Linked DNA regions of Homo sapiens: region 1 is linked to region 2. Evidence: chromatin loops called from intact Hi-C (ENCODE). Cell type or tissue: gastrocnemius medialis. All regions are shown on one strand. Each heading gives the region's core, and the rest is flanking DNA. Links, peaks and the distances in the headings are about the cores only.

What was found. A loop is a pair of places that touch in the nucleus more often than their neighbours do. Peaks named below come from ENCODE experiments on the same cell type or tissue, not always from the same donor. Only the 100,000 strongest peaks of a DNase experiment are listed, where the experiment ranks them.
Region 1: a loop joins it to region 2, with 8 times the contacts of the local background. A loop is called at or near these places in 1 of 110 quality-filtered maps.

Annotation. Positions count from the first base shown.
Region 1 is chr4:140,235,565-140,240,564 of GRCh38, forward strand. LOC124900784 (a long non-coding RNA gene) reads left to right here and starts at 4,038. Exons shown (of 2, transcript XR_007058280.1): 1 at 4,038-4,167; 2 at 4,548-5,000. In gastrocnemius medialis, for the core only: no CTCF peak of the experiment used is centred there; DNase peaks (open chromatin) are centred at 2,277, 2,977, 3,337 and 4,867; H3K4me3 peaks cover 1,289 bases; H3K27ac peaks cover 2,409 bases.
Region 2 is chr4:140,305,685-140,312,511 of GRCh38, forward strand. The region is part of intron 2 of SCOC-AS1 (SCOC antisense RNA 1); the gene reads right to left. It also overlaps a transcript of SCOC not described here. Among named protein-coding and RNA genes, the nearest start is that of SCOC-AS1, 64 kb to the right of the region's middle. In gastrocnemius medialis, for the core only: a CTCF peak has its summit at 3,559 (motif pointing right); DNase peaks (open chromatin) are centred at 2,927 and 3,707; H3K4me3 peaks cover 847 bases; H3K27ac peaks cover 2,231 bases.

The DNA of each region.
Region 1 (5,000 bases), core at 1-5,000, 71 kb before region 2:
CAAATTTTTATGGAGATACCCCGGTATCTTTCTTGACACACCACTTAGCTTCAGAGTGGCTCCTTCTAGCTATTATTAAGAATTATCTAGGAAAATTATCTAAAGAAATAGGTTAGGGTCAGACAGCCTGAAACTAGTTTAGCTGACTTTATGTCCTTTCAGTGTCTACTCTGCCACACCCTGCCAAACTAACTCTTCTAGAAGATCTATCAGCAGAGTAGCTGGACAGCTTTCCCTTAGTTGCTGGGAGGAAGCTAATTAGTTTTAAGTTGTGATTTTAAAAAAAAGTTTCACCTTTAAAGAAATTATAGGTAAAGGATTCTAAAAGGAACAGGAGTCCTGAGATAGAAGAGCAAATAGATGCTCTTGGTTGGGCTGCCTAGTAGAACTTTGCAATGATGGAAGTAGTCTCTAATTTTGTGCTGTCCAATATGGGAGCCACTGCCACCAGTGGCTACTGAGCAGTTGAAATATGGCTAGTGTGACTGTAAGACTGAGTTTTACATTTTATTTAATTTTAATTCATTTAAATTCCCATAAGTGGCTACTATATTGAACAGCCCAGCTCTAGAAAACTAACCGTGTATGTGTACGTGTACATGTGTGTTTAGAAAAGCTAGGGCCAGCCTGGGCAACAAGTGAGACCACATGTTTATTTAAAAATTAACTAGGCATGGTGGCATGTGCCTGTAGTCCTACGTGCTTGGAAGGCTGAAATGGGAGGATGTCTTGAGCCCGGGAGTTCAAGGCTGTAGTAGCTATGACCATGCCACTGCATGGTCAACATGTGCAACAGAGTGAGACCCTCTCAAAAAAACAAAAACAAAAAAACCTCAAAAAACTAGGACCAAAGTGGGAGGAAAGAGAAGGAAGGAAAAAGAAGAAAAAATAGTACCTACTCAGAACTTACTGGAAAAATCCTTTTGACCTGTCACCATAATCTCTTCACTCAGGCAATAAGGAGATCCTGCAATCAGTCCTAAAGACAGTAGCGTCATCATTTATTTTCTGTAATCATTAGGGCACAAGGCTGCCATGCCCACACACAAGCTGGGCACTTCCCTGCATTCATCCCTACTGATTGATAGCATTTCAAGTAATCTTGTGCTAGGCAATGGATAAGAGGAAAAGGTAATGAAATTGCCTCCTCATTTACCAACCCAAGCCAATAATGTGTCATTGTGCGTGGCTGTCAGTTTTATACATCAAGGGTGCCCAATAACAGGTAGGACACCCGCCCTTTTAAAACAACATAAATCAGGAGTTGTACGAGTAGAGAGGGGTCACCAAGAGGCCACAGGACTCTCAGGCCTGTGCACTGTCTGATTTGGGGCCTTCAACATATTCCCTGAGCTGGCAGAAACACGGGATTCTGCATACTTTTTGGGAACTCTGAGCTGTGTGAATGCTATGAGCAAGCTCCCGGCTGAAGGAGGAAGGAACCACAGAAAGACTAAGTAGATGTGACTGTCCATAAATATGTGATAGAAGATCCTTGCTGGTTTGAAGTTGGTGGGGCGGGGGCTCCAAACACAGGCAGCAGGAAGAAAGCCCTCTGACCCCCAACAACTCACCGGTTTCCCTCTGTTCGTTTTCCTGCTACGTTCTAATTAGGAAACACTGAAGAAATCTTGGAAAGTATAAAGAACCAGACATTAATAAGTTTTTCTCCATCCAGGAAAAAAAAAACTTGTTAATTAACCCACATTTCACTTCTATAAAGTTTTTTTTTTTTCTTTTCCTCCTGATGTACGCATCTGGGCACAGCATTTAGCAAGGTACTGAAATGTTTAACTGCTGCTACCACTGCTGAGGTACTTTCTCGTCAAGAGAGATTTGCCTTTTTCATCATGAATTCTTTTGTTTTTCCCTGTGGCCAGCTGCTACAAAGATGCAGTCAATTTAGATTAAACAGGCTGAGGAGTGCTATTCAATATGTCACCCAGGCACACTTCTCTAAATACAGTGTGCAGCAGGTACAGCTTAAAAAGAAAAGTCAGGGGGCTGTTCACAGAGGGGCATGCACTTTGTTTTAAGTCTGGGAACAAGAGACGGATCCTTGGAGTGCAGATGTGGGTTTTTCCATATTCAGCGCTGGGAGCAGCTCTTGCCCTTTCTTTCTGCCTGTCTTCACCCTCGTCCCGCTCCTCCCCTTCCCCTGCTGCCACTGGTTTCTATCTCCATTGTTCCCTTAAGCCCAGCAGCCAATGTGCAGCCAGGCCCAGCACACGCTCCGCAGCCAGCAACTTCCTCTGAAGCTGCAACGCATAATTACAACCAGCTGCTCTGGGCTGCTGGCTGGCCAGCTCTGCAAACAAGCATCCCGATACCTCGAGTTCCTGGGAGGCAACAGCCTGATCTTGGCAGCAACAAATTCTCTGAAGGAAGTGCCCACACCCTTGTAAGAAGAGGGAGCAGCCCTTCTCTCTCTCCTGTGGCTTCCAGAGGCCAGCGCTGGTTCTGGTCCGGTTTCTCCTCTCGCAAGAGACTCTTGCATGTCAGTCAGAGAGAGCTGGTTCTATTGTTAATGGGAAGGTGCCTGCTTTCACCTGCAGCTGCCTTCATCCGACTGGCCTATTGTCTGACTGGTGTGACCACCAGCAGAATGGCGTGTCTTAGGCAGTAGCACTAGGAGCCCTGGCTTCTGGTCAGCCTCTCAGCTGAGGCATTTTGTGAATGTGTACAGAGAGATAGGGGTAGGAAACGTGAACTGCCCTCGGCTAGCATGAGGCTAAAAGACAACTGATGTTGCTTAAAAAAATACCAGTGAAAATCCAAACAAGCCTAACTTAACTTCCCTAAGGAGAGCAGCATGTGGGCAAGAGAGCTGAGGGTTCGTCCAGGCCCCGCCTCAGAGCTGCGGGTTCATTTTGGGGCCTCAGTGATCTTTCAGGCTTGGCTACAAGGATGACTCTGATCCAAAATTAGGCTTTGAATGTGTAACACAAGGCTCTTGGCCCCACCCACCGCCTCTCTCTGCCCTATGCTGTTTCTTTAGAGCCTGGCTGTGGGCCAGAGCTGGCCCTTCTGGCTCTTGGGGGAAGGGCTGGCCACAGCGTTCTGTTTCCAGGCAGGGCTTTAGCGTGGGTGAAGGTGCATGGCGCAATTTGGGAAGAGGAGGGGAGATCAATACACTTGGAAAGGGCACCCAACCCTAGAATCACCAGCCCCGTCAATCTAAAGCTGGAGAGGGCCCTGCAAGGGGCAGGTGTGCCACCTGGGGCTGCCGCATTGCCCCCACCCACCTGTGCCTCCCAGCCCAGGCTCCTAATAGTCCCACTGAGCGCCAGCCAGGCCAGGAGGACTGCCCTGTCATGCCCAATAGCAGCCTCCGAGGTGGGAAGCAGCTGGGAGTCTGCTGTTGAAAAGGAGCTGCTCATTTTACAGGGCAATTTCCCAGGGATGCCTGCCCTGGCAGTAGTGGCTCAAGTGGGGCAGACAGGAACATCTTCGAGAAGATTCGTTCTTTCTGTCTGAGCTTGGGCAGTCATGCCATGGCCAGCAGCAGCCAGCTGTCTATTATATTGGGTTTCCCATTTGCAGACCTCTTTGTTTCAGTATTAAAAAATCTCGGGAAACTTTTCTGGCTGAGTGGTACTGGGCAGGTACTCGGGGGCACTTGCTGGGAAGGAATAATAGCAGACAGGTTTGGCAAATGGGATGCAGAGAATTAAGTCGTTGTTGGATATGTGTGAACAATGGGGTTGGTACATTATCAGCTATAGCTTTTCTGTGTCTCTTCATCAGTTTCTAATAAGCTTTACAATTTAATTTCCGACAGGAAAAAAGTATCAGTTTAAGGTGCTCTTTTGGTGTTCAACCCATGCTTTCTCTTCTGATTCTTAAGCCTGGCTACACTTTAGAAGCTCATACAAGCTCATGTCCGTAATAGCATCACGACGCAGCTATTTCAGCCTGCAGATGACTTGTGCAGCATGACTGGATCCTCCACTTAGAGCAGTCTGGAGGGCCCAGTGACGCAGTAATATGATTTTCGGCAGGTTTTTCTTCGGGCTTACAAGGAGGAGCAAGCTTAACAAGCAAACAGTCATGCCTGAGTTCTCACTTTCCTGCAAACTTTACTTGAGAACCTCAGAGATGAGAGTTGCTTTAGAAGCCTTCCTAGAGAAGGAATATGGAGAAGGCACCTGTAGCCCTGTGAGATCAGTAAGTGGAGGGGAAAAAAAAAAAGATGTACAAAAACAGAAAGAGAAAAAAAAGCCAGTCTTCAGGGTTATAAAAAATGAAGTTGGGAAGGATAAGCGCTGGGTTTCAAGGCTTAGATTATTCTAACTCTGTCTGTAATTACCTGCATGGAGTTGGCAGTTTACTGACTTCTTCTAGTTTAGGTTTTCTCATTTGTAAAATAGAGGAGATTATACCATTTCTCTGCCATTCTACCATGGGGAAGCGTGTGTGTCTGTGACTGTGGAGTGAGGGGGAGAGAGGAAGCATGCTAAAAACGTTAAAAGTAGTGTAGAAATGCATTTTGCAGTAGTAAAGTTAACTATTGGTAATAATAGCATCTACTTGTGCACCTTCTACAGGTTATCTGTTTATATTTAAATGAATCATTAGGTCCAGCCATGGAAGTGGATTTAATGAAATACTGTCGACCAATGAATGAAGAAATATAAGTACTTTTTCATCTTCTTATTTTGAGAGAAAAAAATCATATTTTCTGTAATTTATAAACCATCAGATGAAGTTTTATTTTACCACATAAACGCAACTATGAAGGTTTTCGGGCCTCTTCCAGCATCTCCTAGTGCTTTCCAAAGATGTTCCTGACAGTCTGAGAGCAAGGTATCATGTATCATTCTTTCCACCAACAGATGGAGAAACTGAAGCATGAAGAGGTGACGCGAGGTCACCGAGGGAGCAGGTGATGGACTGGCTTCTGGTCTCTTGCTCCAAACCCTGCTCCAATTTGTCTTTCTTATAAACAGCCATTAATAACTTTATCTCCAGGCTGAATGCTGCCAACCAGGACCCACAAC
Region 2 (6,827 bases), core at 809-5,808:
TAGGGGAGAGGTGGTCATAGGGGAGGAGATGGGTATGCAAAAGTCTGCAATTGGGAGCTCACGAATCACGGATGCCAGCAAACAGATTTCAGCTGGGGCAAAGATTCCATGATGTAAAGCCAGAGAGTAACAAGTCAGCATTGTGGAAGGGAGCTGCTTCTTTATGGCTTTCCCACACAACGCTAGAGTCAGGGGGACCTTTCATAGGTAGAGAAGACCTGGGGAAAATTCACCTTTTCTCCCTTTTTAAATCCTTCTTTCTTGAGCTTCCTGGGACTTCCCTTCTACTATAGGGTCTTGGAGAGAAAAAATAATAATTAAGCTCACTTATAACACATCTATATGCTAACTGTATTAGTCTGTACTCATGCTACTAATAAAGACATACCTAAGGCTGGGTAGTTTATAAAGGAAAAAGGTTTAATTGACTCACAGTTCCACATGGCTGGGGAGGTCTCACAATGGTGGCGGAAGGTGAATGAGGATCATAGTCACGTCTTTCATGGTGGCAGGCAAGAGAGCTTGTGTAGGGGAACTCCCCTTTATAAAACCATCAGATCTCGTGAGACGTGTTCACTATCATGAGAACAGCACAGGAAAGACCCACCCCTTGATTCAATTACCTCTCATCGGGTCTTTCCCACGACAAGTGGGAATTAGGGGAGCTACAGTTCAAGATGAGATTTGGGTGGCAACACAGTCAAACCATATCAGTACCCCTCTGAGTAAGTTAGGATATAGACAAGAAAACAGCCCAAGTCAGGTAGTTCAATAAAGAAAATGAATAGGGGAATCAGCTACAAATGGGTTGTGAGAGCTGAAGAGCAAACAGGAGATGTAGAGGCAAAGATTAGCAATGGCAAGAACTAGAGGTATCAAGGAGATGTGCCTGGACCACCCAGACAACACTGGAGGCCTGGTGTGACCACAGGGGAAATGTGGACACTGCCAGAGACATCCCCAAACAGAGAGACAGAGGGGCTGGAATACTACCACTTCTTTCTTTCCCCTGCCCTCTAATTCCTGCTAGGATTTCCCTCTGGCCTAACTTAAGTGGAAGCCAGCTGGTCAGGACCCCTAGGAAGTATGTTGTAGGTAGGAGAAGGTGGGGAATGATCGACATTCCCTTGCACAGTATTTGTAGATGATTCTCAAAGAGAAGCAATGATTGTCTCCAGTAAATAGATTTATAATAGTGGAATTAGGCATGAAGTGAGGCAATATTTGGGAGCAAGTTCTTCTTAGTGACTGCTGTGGTCTGAATGTCTGTGTCCTCCCAAATACATATGTTGAAACCTAGTCCCCAACATGGTGCAATTAAGAGATGGGGCCTTGGGAGGTGATTAATGGGGTCTGTGCTCTTATACAAGAGGCCCAAGGGACGTTGTTCATCTTTTCCACCAAACAAGGATGCAGCAAGAAGGGGCCATCTATGAAGCAGACCCTCACCAGACATCAAATCTGCTGGTGTCTTGATCTTGGACTTCCCAGCTTCCAGAACTGTTGCTTATACATTTCTGTTGCCTATAATTACTCAGTCTAAGGTATTTTATTACAGCAGCCTAATACAGTAACTCTGCAATTAACACTACTCAGTCCTCTGCTGATCTTCTGGTAGAGCATACTCTGCTAAAATCAGTGTTGTTCTGCAGGTAGGGAGTTACCCAGATCTTCTTTGAGCAGTCTGAGGTTCCTTCCACTATGATTGCCTAAAGTTTAGCTCAGTGAAGAATCAGCAATCACTTGTCTTGACCCAAGAATACAAGAGCTAGGGGCTCAGTTAAAGTTCAGGAGGTGCTTATCAAAGTCTATGGTTTCTGCTTCTCTAACTCAGTCCTAGAGATGAAGTCTTATGGTCTACAAAAGTCTACAGCTTCCCTTTCCTTACAAAGATCCTCTATTGTTGTTTATGAGCCCCTCTTGTTCCTCAGGGATCTTGCACATCCCAGAGGAGCAATCTTGGCCTGTCTGAGTTTCTTAGGTTTGATCTAAGTAGCAGATTCAACCACATATGAGTTCTATCAAGGCCGGATGGACACTCATGGATACTGGGTCTCTCACAGAAATCCTATCTCCAAGGAGATGCTATTTCACAATCATTAGGGATTGTATGCCTTTACATTAAATATTTCAAAATTATTTCAAATAGTGGTCATGACAAGAGATGATAATAAGAGGACAGGGAGATTCTATTTTATTTTATCCCAAGAAGCTAATGTTGATGTATATTGCATTGATTTAATATAGTTCACTTAATGTGATTGATCAACCACAGGAAGACGGCCTTTATGGAGACATGATTCTTACTCTTATGCCAATTTAGTCAGGGCTAAGAAGAGGATGTCAGGTATTTGCTGGTGGTAGAGGCTGTGATAAGTTCAGGACTGTGCAGGCAGATCATTGCTTTCAGAGAGTGGGATATGATGAATGTGCTATTCATCTGTTTAGTGCTATTGCCACAATTTGCTGGTTCTTAAACAGAGCTTTACAAAATAGGCTTGTTGTTAGGCCAGGCTGCTAATTGTGCTAGTAATTAAAAATTGGCAGTGCTGAGATTGGCCCATATTCCCTACCTCAAAACCTTCCAAGTCAGCGTTTGCCTTTCACAATGAGCAAAACACCTGCTCTGTTTCCTCCACTCATTTTCTAGGACCTTCAAATGCCACTCAGTTGATGCTTTCACAGAGCCTGGGAGGATTTCTGGTGTTTCATTCAGAAAGACTGTATGCACACTGGAGAAAGCAGGACTATATATAGCCAGGGCCGAGCAGAGGATGACCTCCGTGAATGCTCCAAGGAGCCAAGGACATGACTGCGCTCATGGCCTCAGATCACCCTCCTGCCAAGATTCTTTGATGACACCAAGTTTTGCTAAGATTTTCTGGCTCTGGGAGCCCGTGTGTCGATTCTTGGAGGTTGAGAGCCACGTGGCAGCCTGCAGCTTGCCGGCTTGTCTGTGCACGCACGCTCATGCACTCACATTCACTGAGAGTTGATGCGTCATCCTCCTATATTTATCCAGTTGCTGTTTCAGTGGCTCTGAGAAGTGTCTGGAGAAAAGCAAAGCTGCTTCCTCCTGCTATGCAAGCTGTCTGAGCTCCAGAGACAGGCTCTACTGTCTTGTTCTGTGTGTGTGGAGAAGGGGCATGCAGAACATGGTTCCCAGAGTGCCTGGGTCACTGATGAGATGCCCTCTTTTTTCCCCCAGCCAGTCTAGAGCTTACAGTTCAGGAGCAGGCAGCTTTGGCACTCTAGCCACAGCCCCAGTGTTTTTGCTCACGCCCAGTTAGGTCTAACTGGGAGGGCCATGATGTGAGTAGAATAAACATCTGGGTGAAGAGTTGGAGATGGCCAGGGCCCTGGGGTAAGACAAAGTGGGAGCAATAGCTACAGTAAGGAATGAGTATCTGGAAAGGTATCATTGAGCATAAGAGCTGAAAGGGATCATTGATACCATCTTCCCAAGACAGCTGTTTTACAGGTGAAGAAACTGAGGCCAAGTAGGTGAAGAGTCACGCAGCACCAGTGCTGATCCTGAAGTGATGCACTTTTAATTCTAGAGCAGTGACTTTCCATGACCCTGTGCCCAGCAGGTGGAGCCTCACCTCACAGCTGGCCATTCTCTGGCAAACATCCTGCAGAATGGAAGACCCAAAGACAATGTGCTGAAGACCAACCATGAGTCTCTGTCAGAGGAGTCACTGATAGGTGATGGGAAGTGTGCTGGAGAAGTGGCTGCACTCAGGTCTCTGGCTTCTGCTGGGCCCCCTTCTAACATAGCCTTGTCACCACTCTGTTGCTGAGGCATTGTCACATCCTGTACTCTGGCCACCTCCCAGGCACATCCTTTTACAATCACCACTTTATACTTTGTGGACAAGCACAGTACCCACAGAATAACTCACTCTAGAAAGATTCAAATAGATATATCCAAATAAATCTGGGCTTCTTTGCCATTCCTTAAAGCCTATTACCTCATGATAACATATGCAAGAGAAAAACAAATACCATTCCAAATTCTTGAAGAATGATTAATATATTGAAGCTTTCCTTGAACAGGAGTAAAAGAGAGTTACTCTGAAGTGCCTATTCAAACTTGCAACAAATCCACTTTTCCATTCCTGTCTCCCCCAAACCCCACAGCTCATGGCAGCTACTGAAATTTCTCTTCTCTCTTTCAAAATCTCCAGCCTAGGTTGCCTCTCTTGACACTCCCTCCTTCCCTCTGTCTTGCTATCCTTGCCAAGTTCTAAATGTTTTCATTGCCTCCTTAGGTGGCTCTATGCCCTTTCCCATGTAGATCAAGTAAACCTCTCTTTACTTTCTCCCCATACTTTATCTTTTCTACCCATTTCTCTGACCAGCACACCAAAGGCATCCAAAGGCATAGGAACTGAGCCACTGAAACAATAATCTTCCCTAAAATATGGTGAAGGAGATTATTGTAAATTCTTATGCTTTATATTTTAAAAAAATCTTTGTCACATGAAAATCCAAATCTGATTGATCTTCAACCAGTTGTACTTGGTTGGGTTGCTCCATTGTTGAATTCCTACAGGGCTGGAAGTGATACAATATTAATTAAAGGCTCTTTAAAGATGATGCTTCCTTATTTCAAATAGGCTTCTGCTGCTTCTCATCCGGGGGAAGTCACAAGTTTCTCTCCTGGATAGCACTCTTCTTAGGACGTTATGGGTGCATTACCAGCTGCCTGTTGCCAGTGGGATTGGTATATCCTTTTTTACAAGGTTCTGGTCAAATCTTAAATAAATTCTGAAGAACAATAAACCCTTCAGGAACTTTCGCTCTATGTGCAATGTGTCTGTAAAGCAGCAACCAGTAGGCATAGAGCATTTGACATAATTTCTTGCATTGTTGGGAACCTTCCTTCTCCCTCGTGCATTCCTGCTTTGGACAATATGATAGGAGTTTTCATTCTTTTGAAAGCATTGGGAAAAGTAGCTTTAGCCCCTCTCAGCCCTGTTCACTTTTCCCTGAGGGACTAGTCATGATTTAGCTGCCTGGTGAAGTGGGGAGTTTCTCCAGGCTCATGGGAAACTCTGCTCTTCCTGTCCCTTCTTCTTCGGATCTCCCCCCGAGGGTGGGTGTGTTTTGCCCACCTCCTGTCTTGTGGGTGGCAGTCATGATGGGGTTAGGAGCCAGCTCTGCTTCCAGGGCCAGGTCTCAAATCCTAGCTCTCACTTTGTTCCAGTGTAGAGACATAGCAGATGCAGATGATGCAGCTGTTTTGCTCTGTGTGTGTGCTCTGAGGAGCCAACCCTTCCTTGAGTGAGATGTACCAAGTGTTAGACCTAGGGAAAAACATTAGAGAGTCTGCCTGTGCCACAGTTAACTCCTACTCCTCAATCTAACTTATCCTTAATAAAACAGGTTTTTAGCCAGGCATGGTAGTGCACACCTGCAGTCCTAACTACTAACTACTTGGGAGGCTGAAGTGGGAGGACCACTTGAGCCCAGGAGCTCAAGGCTGCAGTGAGCTATGATTGTGCCACTACACTCTAGCCTGGGCAACAGACCCCTATCTCTTAAAAATAATAAAAAAAGATTTTTTTTAACCTTCACTTGTCTGATTTCTCCAATTGTTTCTCAGTAGCACTTGTGAAACTGTAGTATCTTCATTCAATTAACATAAACTAATATTCAACTACCAATGCTGTAAATACCCCTAGGGAGGGAGTACATTAACTCATAACCCCTTATGTTGAGTGAATCTATGTCATGCAATTAGCATTATCCAGTCATCTACAATGAATGAGTTTAAAGCCAAGAAAAACAGAATTCATCCTAGATGAATTCTTAGGATGTTATCAAGGGTGGAGATGAGGACCCCACACCCCATGATCCAACTTACAGTGTATTTTTATCTCAGTGCTTGGCAGACCAGGAACATGCCCTCTTCCTCCTGGTAAGCCTGGATGTGTGTTGATATCAGCACAGTGGTGTGGGGAACAGGGGTGCCTTGGGGTCAGACTGCTTGAGTTAATCTTTTCTTTACCCCAACCATAAGACTTTGGGCTGCTTACTTAAACTCTTTTGGTCTTACATTTCTTACCTGGGAAATTGAGATAATACCTAGTAGGATCATTGTGAGAAATAAAATGAAAGAATTGTGTAAAGATCTTTGAACAATGCCTGGCAAGTAGTTAGCCCTCAGTAAATGTCAGTGATTATTATGAATAGTAAGAAAATATTTTTCTGCCACCTAAAAATTTTCCTTGAGGATGCATCTTTAGAATGTGTCAATGGGAAAGTATGCCGTACTTTAAAAATAATTTTGTTTTGCAAACATTTTAGAACAAACACTTTTAGCGAGAAATAGTTATATTGCTTTCTGGCAAATATGAATTGGGATTTACTTGTTAAAAATTAGAAATACGACTTCTATTGCTTTCTCCACCCATACCATCTCCAGAAACATTTCTTAGCTGCTTTTACCCAAAGACACATGTCAGACCTAAGATCTAGTGACAACTGCCTCTGGAAGGTCTTGACATGGGCCCCTCAGTGGAGGCATTTCTAATTTTGAAATGAGCTGTGTGGTTCAAAAGCTCTATGCTTTCCAACAAGTAGATGATTGATAAGACTTTCTCGTTCACTGATCAAGCTTGATAAAAAGGAAAAACAGGAACTAAAAATACCCTTTGCATTTGAACTGGGGGCACTGAAAGTACAAGGAGGCCAAGATTTACATATGTGATTACATAGTTATATATTTATTTAATTAATTAATTAATTTATTTTTGAGACAGGTCTAGCTCTGCTGCCAAGACTGGAGTGCAGTGGTGCCGTTATAGCTCACTGTAACC